Regions from separate parts of the Homo sapiens genome. Here regions 2 and 3 are each linked to region 1. The links are chromatin contacts, found by Hi-C in ENCODE. All regions are on one chromosome and are shown on one strand. Each heading gives the region's core, a stretch centred on a gene start or an enhancer-like site at or near the end of the contact. The rest is flanking DNA. Distances are from core to core; before and after follow the strand shown.

Region 1 (3,862 bases), core at 657-3,156:
CGGGAATGAAATGGGAGCCCAATAACACATTGCTGAAAACAGCTGTATGCTATTTTTGGATCCAGGAAAAAATATTTAGCAAAGTTTAAGCCTAATAAAACTCACATTACCTATATCATAAAAGTGCACACAAATTCAGTTCTCCAAGAGTTCCTGCCAGAATGAGAACTTCATGAAAAAGAAATGTAATTTAAAAAAAAACTAACCCAAACTATTAAAAACTGTTGTTATCGTTGAAACCATAGATTCACACAACTGGTGTGTGGGGAGCCAGGATTTTCTAGAAGTAGTACTCAACTGCTATGTTTAGAAGTGAAGGTCACTGGAATAGTGAAATAATTTCTTCTGGTAAGGTTTTCCCGGACCTCAAGCCCGGGTTATGATATTTATGTTTACACTAATGGGTTCCTTATTATTTTAATGAATTAGTATTTTTTAACAGCCGCTTTCATTTTTGTGCAGAAATATTGGTAAGTATAAACCACAAACAAACGTTTTTTGGGGTTTTCAATGTTTTAGTGTAAAGAGGACCTGGAACCAAAAAGTTTGAGAACTGCTGTCCTCCAGCATCTCATATCTGTCAGGTGCCAACCATCTTAATTCTGTCTCCCCTGAGCTGTGCCTGTCTTGTCAACTCCTGGGTCGCCAGAGCCTCACGCAGTGCCCTGCACTTAGTAGGGGCTCAATAAATACCTGCCCAACTTAAAAATATGGACCTTTTCCTTTTCAGCAATGAGTGTAATTCCTGAAAACAAAGTTCTGTTTAGAACAAAAAGTATGCTGTGTCTTTCTAAAAGAATGACAAAGAAGCGGAGTTTCCCGGCCAATAAAGCTGGTGTTTACACTGGGATGTTTACATTTATGCTTAAGTTTCAAGTTCGAAGCTCGAGCGCCACTGAAATCTGCAGTACAAGAGGCAGGCAACTGCTGCCCTTTCCATCCTTCCCACGGAGTCGAACTCCAGCCAGAGGAAGGTATGAGACCGATAAAGGAGAAGGCTGACACCAGAAAAAGAAAGTTGGCCCTTCTACCCCTCATTCGTTCATTCATTCGCTCATTCCGCATTAGACACCAGAGCCGGTGCCAGGAGTTTAGGCTACCAAGATGAACAAGATCCGGTGTCTATCCCCGGGTGTCGTAAAGAAACAAGTAAAAGACGCGGTTCCTGAGCGGGGGAGGGGCCTTTGGGCGAAGGAGGCGCGTCGTTTTCTCGAAGCCAGAGAAATTTGTCCTGTCCGCCCCACCCACTCCCCTAAGATGGCGCCCTCGCGAAACCCGCCCGGCCACCCCCGCGAGGGAATATTCCCACGCCTTCCTTCCGTTTCCCTCCCGGGCCGGCCGATCCGCCGGGGACCCCGCGGAGCTCAAGGCCCTTGAGGCGCCGCGGGATCCCAGTGGCCCTCGCCCCGCCCCAAACCCGACCCCGGTGGGCGTCGACGCGCAGCAGCAGCGGGTCCCCCCAACCCCGGCGCCCCGCCTCCCCGGGCCTCGCGCCGCATGCCGGCGTCGGCGCTTTTTGACGCCATAGTGGGCGTGTCGGCGCGACCCGCGACGTCGCCACGCGCCGACAATGGCGGCTGCGTCGGCCTGAGCAGGGCTTAGTTTAGAAGTAATTTCCTGACGTTGCCGAGGGAGCCGCAGTCGCCTCAGATCCGGTCGGCGGCGGCGGCGGTGGCGGCGGCGGCAGCGCGCCTGCGCGCTCCCGCAGCGCCCTGGACCTAGCGGCGGTGCCGAGGCCCGGCGGAGCAAGCCAGGTGGGCGGCGGCGCGGCCGAGCTCACAGCATCAGCGCGCGCGCGCGGTGGGCGGGCAGAGAGGGGGGCGGTGCAGCCGCCGAGCGGCCGCGATTTCCCGGGGACTGCTGGGGCGCAGCGGGGAGGCGGGCCGGGGGGCGGCGGGGCGCGAGCAGAGCGCGGTTGACCTCCCTTTCTCTGCTCAGCTCCAGCGTCATTTCGGCCTCTTAGTTCTTCTGAACCCTGCTCCTGAGCTAGGTAGGAAACATGAGCGGCACCAACTTGGATGGGAACGATGAGTTTGATGAGCAGTTGCGAATGCAAGAATTGTACGGAGACGGCAAGGATGGTGACACCCAGACCGATGCCGGCGGAGAACCCGATTCTCTCGGGCAGCAGCCGACGGACACTCCCTACGAGTGGGACCTGGACAAAAAGGCTTGGTTCCCCAAGGTAGGAGAGTGCCACGGGCGCCACTGCAGAGCGGGCCGCCTGGCCAGCCTCGCGGGGCACTCCTTTTACGTTTGCTTTGCTGAGATCCTTGGTCCTTGGTCCTAGCCCCCTTGAATAGCGACGCTTCTTTTTGTTGTGTTTGTTGGGGCACCGATGTGTAAAAGAACGTAAATCTTTAGGGTAGTGTCTTAAATGTAATTTTTAAGTCTTTTCTATGCTTTATTAATCTTGTCTGTGAAGGTCACAGTTGATTATTACATGACTGCTTTTTATTGCAAAGAGGAAAAATACCAAGAACAAATTTAGTAGCTGTCCATTTCTGGTAGCCAACCCCACTTGTCCTAGGAACTCAGATGTTTAGCTTATGTACTATGTGCAAAATGCAGTTTCTTGATTTCTTTTTTAAAGTAGCTGTTTATATAGCTTTACTAATTGAACTTTCTTTGCACCTTGCTTTACTTTCCTAGTAAATTTTGTCCCTAGGCATATATGTTTGAACCATATAACCACAGGAATAAGACTGGAGATACACAGAATACAGATGGAAAATCTGTGTATGTTTGTTTGGAATACTTGGAAATTGCTAAGTATTTTTATTTCAGCTTCGAAGTAAAATAACTAATGTTAAACTTGATTCTGTAAACTTTGTGGTAAAAGTGCCCTTTTAATCTGGCTCTCATGAGCAGGAAAGGGCACACTAATAGCACACAAATTGACTTGCAAGTCAATGATACAAAACCTGTCTCCACTGCGCGACTGGACTGCTATTGTAAAAATTCTTTTGCAACTTTTCTTTCCCATTCTGTATTTGTATATATATTCCAATCCCTCCAGATTGTTAAAATTTACGATTTCACTTCTGTGTTGGTAGTGCTAGTTTGAGTGCAGATTTGGTTTCTTCAGCATTCTGAATACTTTTAACAAAGGTGTGATAATGGATTAATGTGTGACTTTATCCTTTTATGTTGTTGAAGCCCATACCTCTTCAAACTTTGGGTTTTACATTTTCCCCATTCCATGCCTGCCTAATATTGATTGGTATGATGATATAACTATATTTCTTTCGTTTTGCAATAACGCTTTTCCCCCAAAGGGGAGGAAGATAGATATGAGTTGGATTTGTCTTTAATTTGTTCTGATACTAAAATATAACGTCATTTAATTTGTGATAAAGTTAAAATGAGCATTTAGTTTTACAATTGTTAACCCCATTCTTTATATACCAAATCAGAGTTCTGTTCTGTGTGCTCTCTGCATACAGATATTTAAGTACTTATTGTACATGTATATTGGTGCATCTGTACAGTAAGAGAAAATTGGATTCTGTGGTTAGATTATTCATTGACTGTTGGTTTTTATTGTTTTATTATCTGGTTCTTCCTTTGTTGTATGTATTTGTAGCCTTAGTCAAGTAGTGTAGAGAGGTAGTAATTAATAAATGAAACAACTAGAAAAGGTGCCAGCATCACTTAAAATGCTTTAAATCGTATCTCAGACTTTTGCATTGATCATCTAAGTACTTGTGTCTTATTTTTTATCACCGTATGCACAATTTTCTATAGAAGGTGACTATTCTTGCATTTATACCTTAATAACTACAACTATTATCCACAGAAACACTTTTGTGTTAAGTTGTATAACTATGCTGTAAAAACACAATTTAAACTTCTTATGAGT
Region 2 (3,862 bases), core at 827-3,326, 4.3 Mb before region 1:
ATTAAGTAAAATGCCTAGAAGGCAGGTCTTGAGTTCTTCGTCTTGCAACACTAAGATTTATGAATCTAGTTGAGAAACTTGAGAGAGAAGGGGAGGGCGGCGGGAGGGGGTGTTGGGGGGTGGGAGGGGAAGGTGTGGGTGGGACAGACACAGAGGACTTATCTGTGCAACAGATAATCGGCTCCAAATAATTTTTTCAAAGTGCTCTATTTACCCGAGATTATTTGTTAGATGTTTTGTCGTGTAAGTTAATCAATACTTGTTGAATTGAGCAAGCAACTTCAGAAGGTTATATTCCAGGCGAAATATACACAGACTGACATTTCTTTTTCACTTTTCTTTCACTTAAAAATAGCTTTAAAATATTTGTTGACGCTTGTTACTTTTTACTACGCTCTATAGAAACAACCCGATAGTCTTCCATGGCAGGAGTAACCTCAAAAATGCGTCATGTCTAACTTTCAAAAGCAAAGCACAGTCATTAATGCACGGTTCAAGCAACCCAGAAGTCGATGTCGGATTACCACACCCCCTTCTAACAAATTACAAGACTTGGTTTGGTTACCTGAAAAGACTGTTGATTAACCAGGCTATAAACCAGGATGAAACCTTGGCCGTTTTTGATGTAGAGATCTCTCATGGAGGCAAACTGCTCAGTTCCTGCGGTGTCCAGAATTTCCAGCACGGAGGGGGAAGAGTCCACTTCGATCTCTTTGCGGTAGAAATCTTCAATGGTGGGGTCATATTTCTCAATGAAAGTCCCAGTGACAAACTGCACAGTAAGGGCAGATTTGCCAACCCCTCCACTCCCTAACACCACTACCTTGTATTCCCTCATGAGTCTCACCTTCACCAACTCCTACCAGAGGGGGGGAAAGATCACCCCGCTAGCTGTGGCGCGGCTAGACGAGGCGGAAGGTGGGCGGAAATCTGCGAACTGGGGAGGAGAGTGCAGAGGAGCAGAGGGCCCAACCGGGGAAGAAGAGGAAGTTACAGGAGGGGGAGGGGAAAGAGCGTAGAGTCGGGGAGGGTGGGGAAGGGATGGTAATGCCCTTCCTATAGGAACTGCAGCCCGAGCAGGGGGCGTGGGGAGGAGGGCGAGCCTGGGAAAAGCCCGGCGAGGGTGGCGAGGAGGCGCGTGCCCCCGGGAGGGAAAGGGTGGGGGCTGCGGCGAGGGGACCCTGCGGCGAGGCGGACGTCGGAGGAGCCCGCAGCCCGGGGCTGCCCGGCACTCCTCCCCCGCCCTTCACACAAAGGGGCCCAGGGACCCCGCTTCCTGCTCGCGCAGCCCAGCCGGCTCAGGCCTGAGGGCTCCGTTCCAGTTACCGCTGCCCGGGCGGGTTTCTGGGCCCCGGCTCCCGCGGGGGTCGTCCGGCCTGTGAAGGGGAGAAGGACGCACATTACCCGGCTGACCCCCGCCCCGAACCTGCGGCGCCGGCCGCCGCCTCCCCCAACTCCCACCCGGATCAAGCTACTGCCGCTTACCCCGCCGTCCGCACCCGCCCGGCCGCCGGGGAGGCTCTGTCACGCCAAGGCCATGGCCACCCGCTGGCTCCTCTGTCTCTCCGCTGCCCCAGCGCTGCTGCTCGCCGCGGGGAAAGAAGCGGGGGCCTTCCGCGGCGGCCGCAGGGACTCCAGGCGAACCCACCTCTTTTTTTTCTCACCCACCCCCCACCCCCACCCCCACCCCCACCCCCACCCCCACCAAGCACACACCCGGAAGGGTTTCCCTGACACACTGGCTGAGGTGCCCCAGTTCCCCGAGACTGGACGGGATCACTTCCGGTGGGGAAAGTCCCACCTCTTCGGGGCGAGCCGGGTGGCGCTGGAGCCGCGCCCTGCTGAGCGAGCGAGCCGGCCGGGGACGGTTTCGGGTCGGGACTCCGGCTTCGGGAACGGGCCTCTGGAAACCTGCGACGTCAGTCCTTACCCGCCCGCGGCTGCCGCGGACCGTCCCACCCCCAAACCCGTAGAAGCCCCTCCGACCTGCAACCTCCAGCCGCCCGGCCCTAGGACTTGAGCGGCTCCCTGGCCGGTGCGGAACCTGCGGGCTAATAATCTAGCGACCGGGAGAACGCCAAACATCCCTGGACTAGAAGTTGCAGGGGAAATCAAACAGCCCAGAAAGTTTATTCTCCTTGCTGGTATTTCTTCCACTTGCTATTTTGCTGAGAGATGCATGCAAACTACCCTTAGACTTTCAGATGCAGTGCGTTTTACTTAGCCGTGCCTGACAAACACACAGAACTTTTACCGTCTGGTAGATCCGCCTTGACTTTACCAGCGAATACTAAAGTCACTTAAAAAAAAATCACAAGGCTCGAAAACAGCAGCATTAGAAGTAGACTTTATGGTACTCTGCTCAGCTATGTTCTCATTTGATTCCAACCACTACACGGCAGAAAAGGTAACCAATATTCAAGAAAGATTTGATTGGAAACGGTTTAGGCCTAAAGACTAATTTATTTTAATCGTTGATTATGTATAACAATTTGCTTGGCTGGCTCTTACATGCTGAAGTTTTGTTTTAAAGGCCATCCTATGTAGTCTTTGAAATTCAAAAGCAAGTAGTAACTCTGGTGTTAGATTCTAAGTTTCTATTTTTAGATAAAATTGTTACTTCCGACTATCTTTCCCTTTGCTAGCTTTCTATTTGTAAACTTTGTGTCGGATCCACAGAGCCCCAGGGCCAGGAGTCTAGGCTGTATTTTAGGTGTGTCACTTTCTTTTCAATTCAAGCATGTACCCAGAAACCTGCGAGACTCAGTGGCCAGCCTAGCAAAAATGACTCCAAATTCCCTTACTTACAAGCCCTAAATGGCCAAACTCTATAAAGAGATTTATTACTCAGCCTAAATTGTTGGACATTAGAACACAGGCGAATCATAGTAGTGTGAGGTCCCACTGTCCCTCCCTGAGTATTCCCCAATGTCACTTACAGTCTTCAAAGGAGAGTTTAGTTCAATTTCTCCTTGACCTCAGGCCGGTGCCATCTCTCCAGCGAAGTCCCCAGCTCTGGCTCCAGCTGGCCTGGGCCCTGTGTCGTATCAGAGGCACTGCCCTCTGCTGGAAGGGGTTTGGTCTGTGAGTTATGAGTTTCCCCACAGGTCACTGCTCCTTTCACACGTGCTGTTGCCTGATTTGGAGCTCTGCTGCTCATCTCCCTGCCTAGCTGTCTCCAGACTGTCTGGTGGGATTCACAGCCCTCCACCAGCCGTGCTTGTAACTGAGTCTGGAAATTCCTCTTCTGATCCAGCCAGTGTTGAGCAATCGTGGCAAGTCTTTGCTCTATTACTAAACTGTCAAAGCAAGGAGTTCTTTTTCAGGTCATCCCACCTGTTGGCAATTCTAATATCTCTGAATGTGTTGGTCATGCTTAGGAGAGAGTTCTTTGTTTCTCCACGCAGTGAAACATACTCCTCCCCTCAGTACAGCGTCCTGTGGGGTCACTCTCGTCAACTACAGTGGACAAATATTACACTCAGTCTAAAGATCCTTCTAAACTTTCTTAGGAAGGGTATTCATTACAGCATTGATTAGGAAATCAAACAATTGGAAGAAGCTTAAATGTCCTTCAGTAGGTGATTTTTAAAAGTTTCATAGCTCTCTATATCTATTATCTATCATCTATCTATCTATCTACCAACCTACCTACCTACCTATCTGTATTCACAGAATAGGATATTATGCAGCTACTTTAAAAGAGAAAAGCAGATTTGTAAGTGTTTATATAAAAAGATGGCCAAGATATATTGTAGGGCTGAAAAAGCAAGATACTGAACAAATGTCTAGTTGCTACTGTTTATGTAAAACGCAGGTGTGTAATAGTTACATAGCCATTCAAATCTGAAACAAAGTAATT
Region 3 (3,862 bases), core at 347-2,846, 4.0 Mb before region 1:
GTTGTTTGTTTCTAGGTAGACTACAGCACCTGGGCAGAAAACTGCACCATGCTTTAATAAGGGCAAAACAATATTTTTCTCCCTTTCCACACACTTGCTAAATTTAGTAGCAGAGCGTCTGCCAACCAAGTAGTTTCTACTGCTTTGGGAGAAGGAGTGAACAGCGATAGAATATTATCAGCTGAGCTGTGGGCAGAAGCCCATTTTAGTCTATATTTGAAGAAGTGTTGGTAAATATGAAAGCATCCCCCAAAAGTATCGCACATTAGAAAAAAGTTAAAAATTATTTTAAAAAGTAGTTAAACATTCAGGATTAGATTTTCATGGGCCAAGGAGAAGATGGAAATATAATCAGGAAAAATCCAAGGTGTCTGATAAGCCTCATTGTCTATTTACCTTTCACTGGAGGGGGAAACAAAACAAAACAAAATTCAGATAAATTGTATCAAGCATGGATGTTTAGTCATTCCCACATACCAACAATCTGTTTTCCAAACATTATATCAGTAATCACCCAAACGTTTATTCACTAAAGCAGGGAGTCCGCTTAATAAAAAAAGTACCAATCACTTCAAAATTAAATCTTGCAAGTTTTGTTTTAATTGATTCTTTCCCATGAAGTCTACCCACAAATACGGAGAGGCTGTGGGGATCCCAGCTCAATTTACAAACGATGTAAGAACATCTAGGAGAAAATAACTCCTTTAAAACATATTACTTTAATTAGAGCCACAATTAATTTATCTGTTTTATCTATCATCTAGCTAGCTAGCTAGCTAGCTAGCTATCTAAGAGTGCTCAGAAAAACACACAGTAGGTCTATTACCCTAATTATGAAACCACAACAAAGAATCACTTAAATGTCAACTTTCATTACTCGTCTGGGTTTAATTTCGTTTTCTTACCATAAAAGCTTATTGTGTGAGTGTTAAAAACTAAAGTTCCCTTTTTAATAGTCTCCTAAAATCTACTCTCATGCCCTTCAAACCCCAGTAGTAAAAGCGAGCTGCCCAAACGTGTTGACTCAGGGCAGGAAGAGACAAGGTTCTGCAAGGAAGCTGTGGCACTGCTCACGATATCGCGTGAAAATGGGGAAATTCGTTGTTAAAAAGCATTTGCTGATTATATGCCATGCAAGAAGTTCCTTTAAATTAAAAAGAAGAAAGTAGAAAAAAAGAAAGAAGGAAGGAAGGGGAGGAGGAAGAGAAGAGGAGGAAGAGAAGGAAGAAGAAAAAGGAGGAGGAGGAAAGGAGGAGGAAAATGATCAAAGCTCTAAAATCGCAACAAAGTTGCAGGATGACTTTTCCTCCTATTTGCTATTTTGTAAAATGAAGTTTAAAAGGCATTATTTCCTCGGCGTCCGAGGAAGGCAGCCTCTCTTACAAATCCCAATTCATCTCCAGCCTTACCTTACGCTGCTAGCGCAAACCCAGAGGCTAAGGGGCCCTGCTCTCAGCGGCAGCAGCAGGGGCAGCGGCAGCGACAGCGGCACATGCCATCTGTTAGCGGCAGAAGCAAAAGCAGCGCTGCGCGAGGTGGCCCCGGTGCCGGGAGAGCCTTTAGCAGGGGTGCATACTGAATGCCGCCATTTTAAAGCGAGGTTCCTGAAATCATTAGATATAAGCAAATTAAAGCCCGCCCCACCTCCAGAACTTCAGGGCTGGGACTTGCAACCCGGCTCCAAGTCGGCCGCTCTGGGGTATAAAATGTCAAGTCTACAGACACGCGCACGCTGACTCTCGGACGGAGGCGACGGTTCCCCCTCTCCCTTCGGCCCCCTTGACCCCTTCGTGCTTTTTGCAAGACTCCTTTCGGTTCCAGGGGCCAGAATACTTTCTTTTCTGGGCTCCTCGAGGCCCCTTCCCGGGGCCGGCCGGCGGGCTGTGGGAGGAGGGGACAAGGCCACGGGCCGGCCCTACCCGCTCCTCCCAGGCTCTTGGTTCAGTCCACTCGGAGCACACCTCGGAGCGCCCCAGCTCCCTCGCGGAGGCCGGGCGTGGGGCTCCCGCCCGGGCTCGCAGCTACCATAGCAACCCCGGTCCCAACCCCGCCCGGCCTTTGCCAAAGGCGTGCCCTCCTCCCGGGCCAGTGCCCTCCGCCGGACGCCAGACGTCCCCTCGCGCAGCCCCGCCGACCCCAGGCAGCCCGGGCTGGGGCCGCGCCTCCGTGCGTCCCGCGCCGGACAGACGCGGCACGCGGAGGGAAACGGCGCCAGCGAGGGGCTTTAGGCGCCAAAACGGAAACTCCCGCGAAACTCCGCGGGCCAGCGGAGCGCGGGCGGGCATCCGGAGCGCCGGACTCGGAAGCGGCGCACGCGGCCGCCCGGCCCCGCCCCGCCCGGCCAGGTAGCGCGGCGCCGCCGCCAACCTCACCTGGCTCCGCGCGCCGCTGCGGGACGGGCGGGAATGCGGCCAAGGGCCGCCCCGGCTCCCGCGCCCACCCCGGACTCTCTGGCCTCCGCCTCTCTCTCACTGCTCCCAAAGAGCGCCAAAAAGTCGCGCTGCGGCTCACGCTCGGAGTGCGGGCACTTTCTTCCTGTAGGGCGCTGTTTCGTCGCGAAATATATTCTTTGTGTGGTTCGCTCACTCGTGCCTGGTTCTCCGAGAGCGCAGCGCGGGCTTTATTCTCAGGGGGTGTGGCGCCTCGCCCCCAAACCCAGCAGCCCAGCCCCCGCTGCACAGACCCTTTGTCATTTCATTAGGAAGGGAAAGGGGGACAAATCATAACGCTCAGATTTTACAAAAGCGAAAACAAACGAAGCAGGCACACATCCCCAGAGGCGGGGTTGGGGTAGGGGTGCAAAGTTTCTGGCTCTTCAGGAACTGAAGTGCCAGTGAGAAAGGCAGTGTGGTTCACAGCGGGACGCTCATAGACACTTCCCAGACAGGTGAGGCGAAATGGGTCCTTTCAAAATTGATCTTAGTCGATGAATAAGTCCACTCGCTACAGGCTAAATAAATACATTCATACTCACCAGCTGCCTTCTTGGGGGTTTTATCTTTCATAAATGCCCCAATCGTTTATTTCCCTCTAAGAATTTCAGACAGGGAAATGCTGATCAGTGCAATCTGTTCCCCTTCTTCCACGGAGTTTGCAGGATAAGAGGAACCCTGAGGTAAGGTTCCAGATACTTTGGAAAATGGACAAAGCAAATGCAATTTTATATCTTGATTAAAAAGTGTGCATCTGCACAGGGAAATTACAAGTTTCGATTTAATGCAAGTGTAATAGGAGCACCAGCTGTCCCTTAATTGGAGCCCCACAATAATAAATGCGTGCTTTTATTTAATTTTACGAAGACAATTGTAGTTGATAACGCACACATATGCAGGATCGTCAGTGACAAGCTCATAGCAATTCATGGCTGCTTTCCTGTAATCAGCTACTTCACCCAGAGACAGAGTTCTACATGCTCTGCACAAAGTGCAAAACATTGCAGGAGATATTTAAGCAGCAGTTAGGTTGAAAAGTGGAGTGAATTCTCAGGCTAATTATACTTTTTAATTCTGATGGACTGATCCAAATAGAATTCTCCAGCTAATTTTAGGCAAGAAATCAATCTGTTTGTTAAGTGCAAGATAATAGAGTAGGATGGTAATGGCTGGGAGGACAAGACTGGGTACAAACTGCCCTTCAAATAATTGAGAAAACCCCCGATGGTTTTGGCAAGTATCGTGAAAGTCATTGGGACAATGCGCAGGGATGGTGTCCGATACTTTGTTATACTGGGTAGAAACATAGCATAAGTCAAGAGAGTAGGAGTTGCTAGTTATTTGAGAAAAGGGGGAAAAGACTCTAATTCCTAACCACCTCTTCCCACCTTCCTTCAAATTTGCCGAATTGCCTGAACTGCTGTAAAAGT

What was found. Hi-C counts contacts between places; a loop is a spot of excess contacts on that map. Pooled maps may share reads with other maps.
Region 2: a loop to region 1 is called in a map of naive thymus-derived CD4-positive, alpha-beta T cell, with 8 times the contacts of the local background. The contact joins the promoter of RAP2C-AS1 here to the promoter of HTATSF1 in region 1. A Hi-C loop is called at or near these places in 2 of 168 maps with a recorded cell type or tissue (both naive thymus-derived CD4-positive, alpha-beta T cell), 2 of 37 single-sample maps with no recorded cell type and 10 of 50 pooled maps.
Region 3: a loop to region 1 is called in a pooled map, with 22 times the contacts of the local background. The contact joins the promoter of MBNL3 here to the promoter of HTATSF1 in region 1. A Hi-C loop is called at or near these places in 2 of 37 single-sample maps with no recorded cell type and 7 of 50 pooled maps.

What each region holds. Positions count from the first base shown.
Region 1 is chrX:136,495,686-136,499,547 of GRCh38, forward strand. HTATSF1 (HIV-1 Tat specific factor 1) reads left to right here and starts at 1,907. Exons shown (of 9, transcript NM_014500.5): 1 at 1,907-2,185. The coding sequence starts at 2,000. RefSeq lists a silencer at 1,248-1,917.
Region 2 is chrX:132,216,431-132,220,292 of GRCh38, forward strand. It overlaps RAP2C-AS1 (RAP2C antisense RNA 1), which reads left to right and starts at 2,077. Exons shown (of 3, transcript NR_110410.1): 1 at 2,077-2,407. It overlaps RAP2C (RAP2C, member of RAS oncogene family), which reads right to left and starts at 3,017. Exons shown (of 6, transcript NM_001271186.2): 1 at 2,940-3,017; 2 at 1,802-1,911; 3 at 1,486-1,582; 4 at 566-1,376. The coding sequence starts at 838. RefSeq lists silencers at 1,007-1,446, 1,457-1,506 and enhancers at 2,939-3,008, 3,339-3,388.
Region 3 is chrX:132,487,442-132,491,303 of GRCh38, forward strand. MBNL3 (muscleblind like splicing regulator 3) reads right to left here and starts at 1,597. Exons shown (of 9, transcript NM_001386889.1): 1 at 1,410-1,597. RefSeq lists a silencer at 1,876-2,445.